Regions from separate parts of the Homo sapiens genome. Here regions 1 and 2 are each linked to region 3. A link is a contact called in ENCODE Hi-C or POLR2A ChIA-PET data. All regions are on one chromosome and are shown on one strand. Each heading gives the region's core, a stretch centred on a gene start or an enhancer-like site at or near the end of the contact. The rest is flanking DNA. Distances are from core to core; before and after follow the strand shown. Region 1 holds the start of MTPAP (mitochondrial poly(A) polymerase). Region 2 overlaps LOC107984218 (a long non-coding RNA gene). Region 3 has its middle 130 kb from the start of JCAD.

What was found. A loop is a pair of places that touch in the nucleus more often than their neighbours do. ChIA-PET counts read pairs that join two places held with the same protein, here RNA polymerase II (POLR2A). Pooled maps may share reads with other maps.
Region 1: a map of sigmoid colon shows a loop between it and region 3 (3-fold over the local background). The contact joins the promoter of MTPAP here to the enhancer-like site in region 3. A Hi-C loop is called at or near these places in 1 of 168 maps with a recorded cell type or tissue (sigmoid colon) and 3 of 50 pooled maps. POLR2A ChIA-PET finds 5 or more read pairs at or near these places in 3 of 52 experiments (OCI-LY7, PC-9 and Panc1).
Region 2: a map of heart left ventricle shows a loop between it and region 3 (4-fold over the local background). The contact joins two enhancer-like sites. A Hi-C loop is called at or near these places in 22 of 168 maps with a recorded cell type or tissue (Caco-2, HCT116, PC-9 and 10 more), 2 of 37 single-sample maps with no recorded cell type and 19 of 50 pooled maps. POLR2A ChIA-PET finds 5 or more read pairs at or near these places in 2 of 52 experiments (BJ and PC-9).

What each region holds. Positions count from the first base shown.
Region 1 is chr10:30,346,599-30,350,577 of GRCh38, forward strand. MTPAP (mitochondrial poly(A) polymerase) reads right to left here and starts at 2,680. Exons shown (of 9, transcript NM_018109.4): 1 at 2,521-2,680. The coding sequence starts at 2,677. RefSeq lists enhancers at 1,160-1,660, 2,242-2,341, 2,352-2,421, 2,472-2,521, 2,552-2,691.
Region 2 is chr10:29,993,535-29,997,512 of GRCh38, forward strand. The region is part of intron 1 of LOC107984218 (a long non-coding RNA gene); the gene reads right to left. Among named protein-coding and RNA genes, the nearest start is that of JCAD, 64 kb to the right of the region's middle. Within about 2 kb of position 1,502, at least 3 of the 41 ENCODE cell types and tissues checked have a DNase peak (open chromatin) inside an H3K27ac peak, as active enhancers do.
Region 3 is chr10:30,184,054-30,188,042 of GRCh38, forward strand. No RefSeq gene overlaps it. Among named protein-coding and RNA genes, the nearest start is that of JCAD, 130 kb to the left of the region's middle. Within about 2 kb of position 2,003, at least 9 of the 41 ENCODE cell types and tissues checked have a DNase peak (open chromatin) inside an H3K27ac peak, as active enhancers do; they include PC-9 and Panc1, where a contact is called at or near this core.

The DNA.
Region 1 (3,979 bases), core at 1,430-3,929, 160 kb after region 3:
AAAACTGCCCAAAGTCAAATACCTAATAAGCTGGGTAGCCTCCTGCAGTTTAGCTGTTGTTGGTTTGGCTGCTGGCATCCAAACAACAGCTAAACCTGTTCAGGTAACAGTTCTGGTAACAGCACACCCCTGCTAGTAAAAAACCACTCTATGTGGTTGTGGTGGAACTGTCACACTTATCCCCCACCCCATGAGATAGGGATTATCAGACTATTTTGGACACCTCCTCTTCATCCAAAGGGTGGGCATGTGATCAATCGGAAGCCGCAAGCATGTGAACGTGGAGCTGCTGGTGACCATCACCCCCATCATCAACATCCCATGTAGAAGAGCCCAAGATTATAAGGCCACCAAAAAACAGCTAAGGAAAATGAAAATATCTCACACTGACCACGTCAAACCAATTGACCTTAAAGTATGATATATGTCTCTTTCTGGAGTTTGGTTACACAGATTGGTATAGTCTCCCTTTTCTACTTAAGCTATTTTGAGTTAGTTTCTGTTACCTGTATCAGAAAGAATCCCGAATAATACACCATGTACTCTTATTGTCTTTCTACTACAGCTCTTTCCACTACTAACATGAAACCTATGTCAAAACTAAGACCAACCTGGAAATGGGAAATTAACAGATTTTAGCTCACTATAAATATTTTTCAACCATTAGAGGCTGACCAAAAATGGAATTGACTGATTTATGCAACAATGTTCCTTATTGCTATAAACTGGTAATGAATCCTCACACTGAATGAAAAACTGAATTGGATATTTCTCAAGTTCCTTCCAATTATAAAATCACATGCTTCTAGGTGAGTATAAGGTGTACTTAACTGTCCTTCTTTAAAATGGTAAAGACATCCAAATGAGGATTTTGTTATTTCCTGCAAGAATCCCTGAATATTTAGTCGTATTATTCTAATGACACAAAATGAAACATTTCCTTAAAAAAGAAAAATAGCAAAGCTACAGTAAATGAAGAGTATAGTCTTGGAATTAGAAGTGAGTTTTACTGGCTGGGCGCGGTGGCTCACGCCTGTAATCCCAGCACTTTGGGAGGCCAAGGCAGGCAGATCACCTGAGTCTGGAGTTCAAGATCAGCCTGGCCAACATGGTGAAACCCCATCTCTACTAATAACACAAAAATTAGCCAGGCGTGGTGCCACGTGCCTGTAATCCCAGCTACTCGGGAGGCTGAGGCAGGAGAATCACTTAAACCCGGGAGGCCAAGGTTGCCGTGAGCCAAGATCGTGCCATTGCACTCCAGCCTGGGTGACAGAGCAAGACTTCGTCCCGAAAAAGAAAAAAAAAAAACAGTGGGTTTTTTAATTTTTGCCACCGAATAGCTGAGTTTAGCTTGAACTACTCAAGCTACCCTTGGACTACCCTGTTCCCTCATCTATAAAATGGAGTAACAGTTATTTCCTTCCACACCTACGCTACAGGGTTGTTTCATATATCAAAGAGCATATGAACATACTCTCAAATTTAAACACCCATACAAATGTTAAATTACAATAGCTTTTTTGGCAGAATCCTTACTCAAATTTTCAGCGTTACTTAGAAATGTTCAACAGAAGTAGCTTCCACTAAATACAATCCAATCAATATTTGAATGAAATACATAAAGATTTCTCACTGCCTGCCAATGTAAGTCTTTTATACAGTCTGATAAAGACACCAGCTTATTTTAGGGAAAAAATAGCTCCAAGGAATCGTAGAAGTCAATACATTTTGTTTAATAATTTGACTAGAAGTCTAAATTAACTGAGCTAGTGACCTTGCCTAAGTTATTTACCTCTTTGAACCATTTTCTACATCTGTAAAATGGACACAGTGATACATTTCTTGCAAGATCGTTTTAAGAACTGTAAATAGAATACACAAGCTCTTGAGTCACAAGAGAGGTTCAATAACACTGGCTTCTCAATACACAAAGAAGCATATAAATGTAGAACGAACGCGGGACAACAGCCTGTTGCAGTGAATCCAAATCTGTTACCAGACTGATTTGGTTCAAAATGGCCAAAAAGAATAAAGTAAACGGCAGTACATTTCATAGACAGAACCCTATGTCTAGGAACCAAGAATCCTCTTGATTCATCAGGCTACAATATAACTCGGCCTCCAGCAACAACTTAATGTATCAAAATCAGAAATATACGTACACGATGCAGCGACTGGCTCAGGTGTGTAGCATTACTATCATTGGGAACACTATTTCGTCAAACTGTAAAGTGCAAGCAAACTGGGTTCCTGACCTGAATTTCATGGAAGTCTAAACAACTCCATTACTGTACACAGGAGTCGCCCCAAACAAACATCACACATCTCACTTCTGCCTCAGCAACGGCGGCGACCCTGGGTTCCCCTACAGAGATCAGAGGAGAGGAGAGGACAGGACACAGCCCCACCCTCTTGCCAAAGGGTCCACAGCCGTTTCCACAGGCCACGTGTTTCCCCGTGATCCCAGACTCCTCGCCCGCTGTGGGACGGAACTACAGGGCAAACCGGCGCCATCACCTGTCTCCACGCTCCCTGAAGGCTGCTCGTCTCTCCTAAGGTCTTTGGCCACAGTTCCTGGGCAACTCAAAAGCCTGACGATAGGCCGCTGGACTCGAGTTCTTCTCCGGGCACACAGGTTCAAACGGGTCAAGAGCCCCACGCCGGGAACCGCCATTGCTAAAAAAAAAAAAAAAAAAAAAACAGCACTAGCGCGAAGCTGAAAGGTCAGCGCGTTTTCGCGCATGCGTCGGGGGGGAGGGGGGGGGCAAAAGAAATGGGAAGCCTCGAGGGTCAAACTAGGCGAAAGAAGTTCGCTTTTAGAGGAAGAGAGGAAATTGAGGCCGGAAAGAAGATACCTAAGCTTTCAGACATGGTTTACTTCCACAGTCACACAATTTACCAAATGAAAAGTTCCATAGAAGGAGCGCTCCACCTACTCTTGTAAATAGCATCATGAAAATAGAACCAGAGCCCGGGCGCGGTGGCTCATGCCTGTAATCCCAGCACTTTGAGAGGCTGAGGGAGGTGAATCTCCTGACGTTACGGGTTCGAGACCAGCCTGGCTAACATGGCGAAACCTTGTCTCTACTAAAAAATACAAAAAAATTAGCTGGGCGTGATTACATGCCTGTAATCCCAGCTACTTGGGAGGCTGAGGCACGAGAATCACTTGAACCCAGGAGGCGAAGGTTGCAGTGAGCCGAGATCGCGCCACTGCACTTAAGCCTGTGCAACAGAGCGTGACCCTGTCTCAAAAAAAAAAAAAAAAAAAAAGTTAAAATAATGGAAAGGCTTTTAACCTCTCTGAAAGGGGCACCAGGAGCAGGCAGGGCATCATCATCTTCCTTGAACCATGTGAGGACATTTTACAACCTCTGCCAATATGCCTCAATTCAAATTAAAATTCAAGTGGTTTTGCCAGCCCCTCCTCCAAGTGAGAGGTACATACCTCATCTTAAAGCCATACGAAAGGCATTGGAGAGGACTGGTTCAGTCTTCTCATTTTGGACATGAGAAAGTGGGGCACAGATCAGACAACGACTGGCTATAGGTCACACCTGGGGAGTCAAAGTTTAAAGTCAGAGCTCTGCCCTTGATTCAAGGCTCCTCCTCAGTGCCTGTGTCATAACCAGTGGCCCTTGCTCGGGTGCCTGGGAAAAGGACATACGAAACAGTGCAAAGAAGCCTGCAACTGAAGGCAGCCTCCCCGGGGGAATACACTGCTGCTGGAGGCGAAAGGAAAAGCAAGGGGCCTCGCAATCGGAGCGTGAGAGAGGACAAACCAGCACCGGAACTGACTAGCCAGCTCTGTGTTAGCATGGTGCTATTGCCTTGCAGGTATTTTCCTTTTTAATCATCTCAACAAATCTGAGTGATTAAACCCATTTCATGGATGAGAACACGGAGGCTTAGAGACAGTAAGTAACTTGTCTAAGGTGGCCTCATTAGAAGTTGGCTGTGCTGGCTGGGTGTGGTG
Region 2 (3,978 bases), core at 252-2,751, 190 kb before region 3:
GATCACGAGAGCAGAAGACACCCTGGGAGAGCAACTATGAGATGTGTGCGGCTGGCGTGGGGTGGGTGTTTCTTGAAACATTCCAGGATGAAACAAAGGAGAGAAGCTTTGAGACTGGCTGTGGCGGGAGGTGTCCCTGACAAGGAAAGCCTCACATCAGCAGAACATTCTTTCCACAGGAGAGTGGGAGGCTACTATTTAGAAAGCAACAAATTAGACAAGATCCAGCACGGTGAACTGTGATTGATGAAACTCCCTGAACCAGCCTGGATAGGATATCTTTGGTCTCTAGGACACTCAAGACATTGCCAAGGATCCATGATCTTGTCATCCTCATCCTGTCAGGCTCAAAGAGCAACGAGGGGAGCATATTTAACTTGCTCAAATGAAAATAAACATGGACAAGTCAGGGAAAGGGTTGGGGAGAATTCTGGAGTGTTTACACATGACGATCTGCTAGGCCATGCCTCTCAATAAACCTATGCCTTAGAGAAAGGTTTTTCAGCCTCAGAGTTCTTGACATTTTGGGCCAGATCATTCTTTGTTTTATGGTGGCTGTCCCGTGCATTGGAGGATATTTTGCGGCATCTCTGCCTCTACCCACCAGATGCCAGGAGCCTTCTACACCAGTCATAATAAAAATGTCTCCAGACATTGCTACAGGTCCCCCTTGGGGGCAAAATCACCTCTGGTTGAGAACCACTGCCCCGGGTGAGCTGAGCATGAGAATCTGCTCTCTGTTCTGTCTGTCTTGAAACTCAAGGCTTTGACATGTTGTGAGCATCTTGCCATACTGAACATGTTTCAGAGATATTTCTTCTACTGCGCAGCTTGTGGATGTAATCCAGACACCCTGGGGTGAAGAAAAAGCTACCCCATGTTGGGCTTATTGAGAGATGATCTTACATGGAGACTTCCAGAACACTTTTTTTTTTTTTTTGTAGAGATGGGGTCTGGCTACATTGCCCAGGCTGGTCTCCAACTCCTGGCCTTAAGTGAACCTCCCACCTGGACCTCCCTAAGTGCTGGGATTACAGGCGTGAGCCACTGCACCCTCCCCCTGGAGCATTTTTCAAGGATCTCTTTGACTCTGTATGACTTTCATCTTATCCTCTAACTATAGAGCCTGATTTGTAAGTAGGGCGCTCTCCATCATAATAATCTTTGGCCACTCCTGGGATCATAAGAAAGACTGATGGATTTCAAAGTATTTGGAAAATAGAGGCAGGCAAATTGCTGTTCTTGAGAAGGGAGGTGTTGACAATTGTGCTAAGAGTGGAAGCGTGGCATAGAGGTTATGATCCCTGAAACTCATGTGGACAATGAATGCCTCGAGATAAAGGGTCAGCTGCTATAGCCAAGAGACCAAACACATGGTGCCTGAAGGAAGATAGATGTTTATTTCTCTCTCATGTAATGGTCTCCACATTGGAGGACTGTTTCTGCTAAATAAATCAGAGCATTGACCCTCACTGGCAAGGACCCAGGTGTCTGTCTTGTGATTTCATCATCTCCTAGGGTGTTGCCTTTGGCTGCAAAGCTGGGGCCAGGTCGTGAGATGTCATTGAAGGGAAAAAGAGAGAGCGTCTGGGACAGCAAATTCCTCTTGAGCAAGTGAGGCAGAAGTGGCATCTGTCTCTCTGAAAAGAACTTGGTTATATGGCCACACCCAGTCACATGGAAGGCTGGGGAGGGTAGACTTTACCTGTGTGGTCAAGTACTCGGGAAGTAGGGGAAAACAGGCCAGAGGAGGAAAGCAATGTCTACCGAACAAGAAATTCAAGTTCGAATCCTAAAGTAAAACACCCTTCAGCAAAGGACTAATCCATTTTTCACAGTCTCTCTAGATTGTATTTGATCTCCTCGAACTCCCTGCATGTCCCTGGATTTTGGGCCAAAGACTGTTTAAAGACAGGCATTCTGTCACTCCCAAAACACACTCCTGAGGGAGAGTCAGTTAAGCCATCTCAGGATAGGGGTTGCTTGAAAGCAGATGGGGGATGGCCCGAATTTTTGGTAGGTCCTCAGGGGCCTCCCTTGCTATGCTGGGATGTGGCCAAAATCACCTTATGGCTTTTGGGGGTTGTCAACAATGGGCAGACCAACATTTTCCTACTTCCCTGAAGAATTTCTGTGCTGGAGGAATTATCCTCCCAGCCTGGGGGCAAAGCTAACTGCATAACCAAAAGGCTCATGGAAAATAGTAGAAAAAGAACAAAAGTGGTCAGGTAAGGTGGCTCAGGCCTATAATCCCAGCACTTTGGGGGGCCAAGGCAGACAGATCACCTGAGGTTAGGAGTTCAAGACCAGCCTGGCTGATGCAGCGAAACTTCATCGCTACTAAAAATACAGAGTAGCTGGGTGTGGTGGTGTGCGCCTGTAATCCTAGCTACTCAGGAGGCTGAGGCAGGAGAATCACTTGAGCCTGGGAAGCAGAGGTTGCAGTGAGATAAGATTGTGTCACTGCAGTCCAGCCTGGGTGACAGTGAGACTCTGCCTCAAAAAAAAAAAAAAAAGTTTGGGAGGCCAAGGAGGGTGGATCATCTGAAGTCAGGTGTTTGAGACCAGCCTGGTCAACATGGTGAAACCCTGTCTCTATTAAAAACACACAAAATTAGCTGGGCATGGTGGCAGGTGACTGCAGTCCCAGCTACTTAGGAGGGTAAGGCAGGAGAATCACTTGAACTCAGGAGGTAGAGGCTGCAGCGAGCCGAGATTGCACCACTGCACTCCAGCCTGGGCGGCAGAGTGAAACTCCTTCAAAAAAAAAAACAAGCTAATTGAAAAGGAACAAGAGAGCCTCCTCTTGCCCTTGGTTTTTGGTCCAGGTTCTTGAGCAGAGTCCTGGGACCGGTGCCTGGACAGGACTAGGAAGGGAACAAAAATGAGCCCCTTCCTTTCCCACCTCCTAGACAACCTCAGGAAGGGCTAACCAAAGGAAAGAGACTGGGAGGGGACAGAGGACAGGTCAGAGGTGAGGGGGGGTGAGGGAGGGGTAACCGAGGGCTGCATGCCCTGCCCCTGATACTTGTTTTTCCTATGGGGAAATCTGATCCCAGTTCAACCCACCACCAAGATTCCCTGAACTCAGGTGAAGTAAGATGCCAGGCAGCCTATTTGACATGTACACAAAGCCAGCCCGACTCCCCAGTCATCTGCTGTTGGAAGTACCCAAAAGGACAGCTGCATGGGAGCTCTGCTGGTCGTCTGACACTTGTCACAAGCCCAGGGTGTGGGGAAAGGGTGGATTAACCACAGGAAGCCTGGCACAGCCAGAACACCCCTGGATCCTCTATCTGGGGAGAGTGTCTGGTTACCACGCGCAAATGATATGCAGAATTTCTCATGCCTGTAGAGTTTGCCGTGGTTCTCTGTTCTTAGGGGGGCTTTTGCGGTTAGCAGATGTGGCTGCATGGTAGAGTTTTATCAAATCACCGTGGCCTAATCCAAACACCAAGAAATTCTGATTTCATTGGTCTGGAGGAACACAAACAGCAGTCTTTCTGAATGTGCCTCCAGGACTAAGACCCACTGACATGTGGGATCTCAAGTGATCTTCCAGTTACCCCACTGAGAAAAGGGGGACGTTTTATGGATAAGGAAACAGTCTCAGAAAATGAGATGACTTGCTGAAGATTATGTGCAGACAGGTCAGTAGATTCTCTTGTCCAGAAACCACAACGTAATTGTCTCTTGGAGGAAAAAAAATAATGTTTTTAAAAGTGGATTCATAGGTTGTGTGGTGTCAACAGATACTGTGATTTTATTTGACTCTTACAAAGTGAGGGAAGGAAAGCCATCTGAGTATCTGGGACCCCACCTGCATTCTCCATGTGTCGTGCTCAGATGCGGGAGAGTAAGGAACATTCAGCCAGTGATTGACATGTGTTTCCAATGCATGAACATTTGTTCCACATGTTTTTGGGCTCTCCAGGAAGCTCAGCCATCAGATATTCATGTCTCATTTTTTTTTTTCTT
Region 3 (3,989 bases), core at 753-3,252:
TTAACTATTCTCAACCTGCTTCTGTTAAAATGGTGCAAAAGTAATTGCACCAACATAATACATAACTTCTCTCATGGATCCTCACAACAACGTGAACACATGGTCATTTTTACCTGTTGGGAAAAGACAGCGAGTGAAGCCAGGCATGGTGGCTCAAGCCTGTCATACCAACTACTTGGGAGGCTGAGGTGGGAGTATTGCTTGAGGCCAGGAGTTCAAGACTAGCCTGGGCAACATAGCAAGATTCCCCCATCTCAAAAATGAAAGAAAGAGAGAGAAAGGAAGGAAGCAAGGAAGGCAGGAGGAAGAAAGGAAGGACAAAACCAGCAAGAAAGAGTCTGAGGGGGAAAGGATGAGGAAACTCCTTCCCTCAGTTCCCTAAGCACCATGCTGCACACACCTGCAGGCACCTCACTGCATCAGAACCCAGAGTGCAGGAAGGAGCCATTCATCTTCCTGGGAATGAGTCTTCCAGATGCAACACTGTAGCAACAGTAACTATTATCTCTGGCACAACGTTGCTTACAAAACAGAGGGCCCTCAGAAACTTCAAGGCCAGCTATTGAACTCTGTCCTGATGCAGGCACACACATTAGTTCAGTAATTACAATGCTGCAGTAAAGAACTCCTTAATTCTTCCCAGGCCGAGGGAAGGTGCAGATGGCTGGGAAGGTCTGCCCTTCTTCCCTGGCATTGAAGAGGATAGGGACTGCTTGTCTTCTTGGTGGGCGGGCTATTTATTTACTCAGCTCTCTGGATAGCCTCAGAGTGGTAGGCTTAAATAAACCAGAGCGTGGGGGTGGCACGTGCTGGGAAGGTGGGAAGTGAGCCTCCTGTCCCACTCAGGTCTCTCCTGAGTTTGGAGCCACCTTACAAATCACAAATTCCACGGCCAGAGAGTCATGGTTCCAGCAACTCCCCTTGTCACATACAGGCCCGGAGCCAATTCAGCAAAGACAGGAGACATTGCAAACCAAATGGTGAGCTCAAACAAGTCACCATGGCCAGGTGAGGTGGCTCACACCTGTCATCCCAGCACGTTGATAGGCTGAGGTGGGCAGATAGATCACTTGAGCCCAGGAGTTCAAGGCTAGCTGGGCCAACATGGTGAAACTGCGTCTCTGCTAACAATACAAAAATTAGCCGGGCTTGGTGGGGTGTGCCTGTAGTCCCAGCTACTCGGGAGGCTGAGGCAGGAGAATTGCTTAAACCCAGGAGGCGGAGGTTGCAGTGAGCCGAGATAACACCACTGCACTCCGAGTTAGACCCTGCCTCAAAAACAACAACAACAACAACAAAACCCCCAAAACAAACAAAAGCCCCAAAACCCAACAAACAGAAAAACCCCCCAAACAGACAAACAAAAAAACCCAAGTCACCAAGCAGCCATCAAAGCTCCCCTTGCTTTGTTACACCAACTTAGGCGCTTGCTCATCAATCACTGCTCATTCTTCAGTCTATTCCTGAGTGCTTGCTTTGGAATTTACTGTTATTTTTTGTCTCATACTAGATTGTTCCAAGTGGGGCCTATTCTTTCTAATTTTTAATATACATTCCCATATAGTTCACTGAAAATGTTGGACACTCATCAGATCATCTGGATATGATAATTTTGGGTGGGTGGGAGGATGGTGTGATTTGTCCTGGCTACACTGGAATTTTAGAGATCTCTTTTTATTTATTAATTTTTTTTTTGTAGAGACAAGGTTTTGCTCTGTCCCACAGGCTGGAGTGCAGTGGTACAATTGCAGCTCACTGCAACCTCCAACTCCTGGGCTCAAGCAATCCTCCTACCTCTGCCTCCCAAGTAGCTGGGATTACAGGTGTGCACCATTACGCCTGGCTGATTTTAGGAATTTAAAACCAGACTACATCTTTGCTAAAAGTTTCTTTTCACCTTTTGGGGTTCACTTAACTAGTTCAGACACTGTTTGGCAATTCTGGTTCAACAGGACTTGAGAGTGCTCTGGGACTAATTGAGCCAAGTACCATACTATGAATCTGGTTGGTGACTAATGTACTTGGAACTAATAGGAAAGAGTTAGTTTATTTTGGCTCAGTGATCTGGCCAGCCATTGCTTAGTGACCACAAATTATGACCCACAGAAGAAGTGAAGTAATTTATGTATAATCATAGAACAGCTAACACCTAGACAGAGGTTCTTCTGAGCCAGGCATCATGCTAAGAACTTTGCATATATTAACTCATTTAATCCTAAAAACAACCGGCTGAGGTGAGTTTTATCGTTATCCCCGTTGTGCAGATAAGGAAACTTAGGCAGAGAGAGGTAAGCAATTTCTCCAAGGTCACACAGGGTTAGCTGGACCTTATATAGACCCAAGACTCACTCCCTGTCTTGCCTTGCACATTGGCAAAGGCTAACCACGATTTTTAATGAACTCTGGGCAATTAATGGAGTTGATTAGCCGTGGCCGAATTTGTGCTGCCACCATGAGGAGGAAGAATCATAGTCCACCCAGACTGATGAGAACTCAGGAACCAGGAAAGGCAAGGTGAATGTGAAGCTGAGGTCTGTGTCTCCACTCAAGGACCAAACAGGAAATTCAGGGTGGGAGGGGGGCTCTGTCCAGTCTCCCAGCAGTGACCAGGGACAATGAGCTGGGCTTGGGCACCGCAGGGCTTAATTGTGGACTGTACCATGTTAACCGAGCTCAGAGTCCAAAGGCTAAAGTGAAACAGAAAGCCAGGCCGACTGTCTGGCTGGGTCATCTGCCCAAGAGGATTAGAGGAGGCAGAGCAACGCAGGTGTGAGTTAGCAGGGTGGAAAAACGAACCCAGCGTGCAGGCGCAGCTAGGAAGAGGTGGGGACAGATGCCCTCCGAGCGTGCCGCACTACTTCTCACGGGAAACCTTCAGGCCTGGGGAGTCTCTGGGGCGTGGTGAGGGAGGTGCTGTTCCTCCTCTCATATTCCTGGCTTGGCAGAGCCTGGTCCTGAAGTTGGGATATGGTCTAGTTACTAATATATTCTGTTAGGACATGACCAGGACACAGGAATCCCAGCTCACCGCATCCCCACCTGGGTTCAGAGAAGCAGATTGGATAGTGGGTAGACGGATGGCCTTTCGAAGCAGATAAACCTGGGCTCAGACTTTGGCCTCCGTTAACTCTTAGCTATGTGACCTTGGGCAAATCTATAACCTCCCTCTAAGCCTCAGTCTTGCCAGTTATAAAATGGGAATATTAATAAAACATGTAACTAACCAAGTTAATGTAGTAGTTAAATGCCATAAGAGGTGCAGGATAGTTTGCAGAAGGGTTGACTTGCACTAAATGATACCTCTATTTGCTGTTGTTATCAGTGTCAGGAATAACAAACGTTATTGGCTGGAAGGTGGCAAGGAGAGGGCAGGACTGAGCTAAATCATCCTTCTAATTGTTTGCGGGGCTCTCTTTTCTTCCTCTACTTCTAACTACTTGGATATGAGCCCTTCCAAAGGATCTCCCCTCCCCCAGAATCCCAAGCAAATGCCAGGTGCTTAAGGGACAGCAGGGTGGTGGCTCAGGAGGAAGCCCTAGGTCTTCTCCCACAACCAACTCTCACCTCAGTTCTTGCCTCAGCCAGAAGAGCTGCTGTGGGTCCCTTGATCCAAATAGCCGTAATAAAGCTAAGCTGCCTCGGATTTCTAAGGCCATTTTCTCAGAAGAGTCCCGTGGGCCCCTTTGAGTCAATCCTGGGAAGCCAACGGGGTGGAAGGAGAGTCAGGCTCCACGAGGTCGGGACTGTCAGCTCAGAGTCTATTCCTGGCCCTTCCTAGCCTCACCTGGGTCTAAGTACGCTCCCTGGCCCCACAAATGCCCCGTTAGCTATAGGCATCACCTGCTGAGCTCCCAGCCTCTTTGCGAGGTACTCCTTATTCTTCCAACTTTCAAACAATAGAAACACAAAATCTGTGTTTCTGTGTTTGGACACAACTCTCGTCACTTTGGATAGGTGCCTCCAGCTGTATGATGAGACGTGGGCTCTGC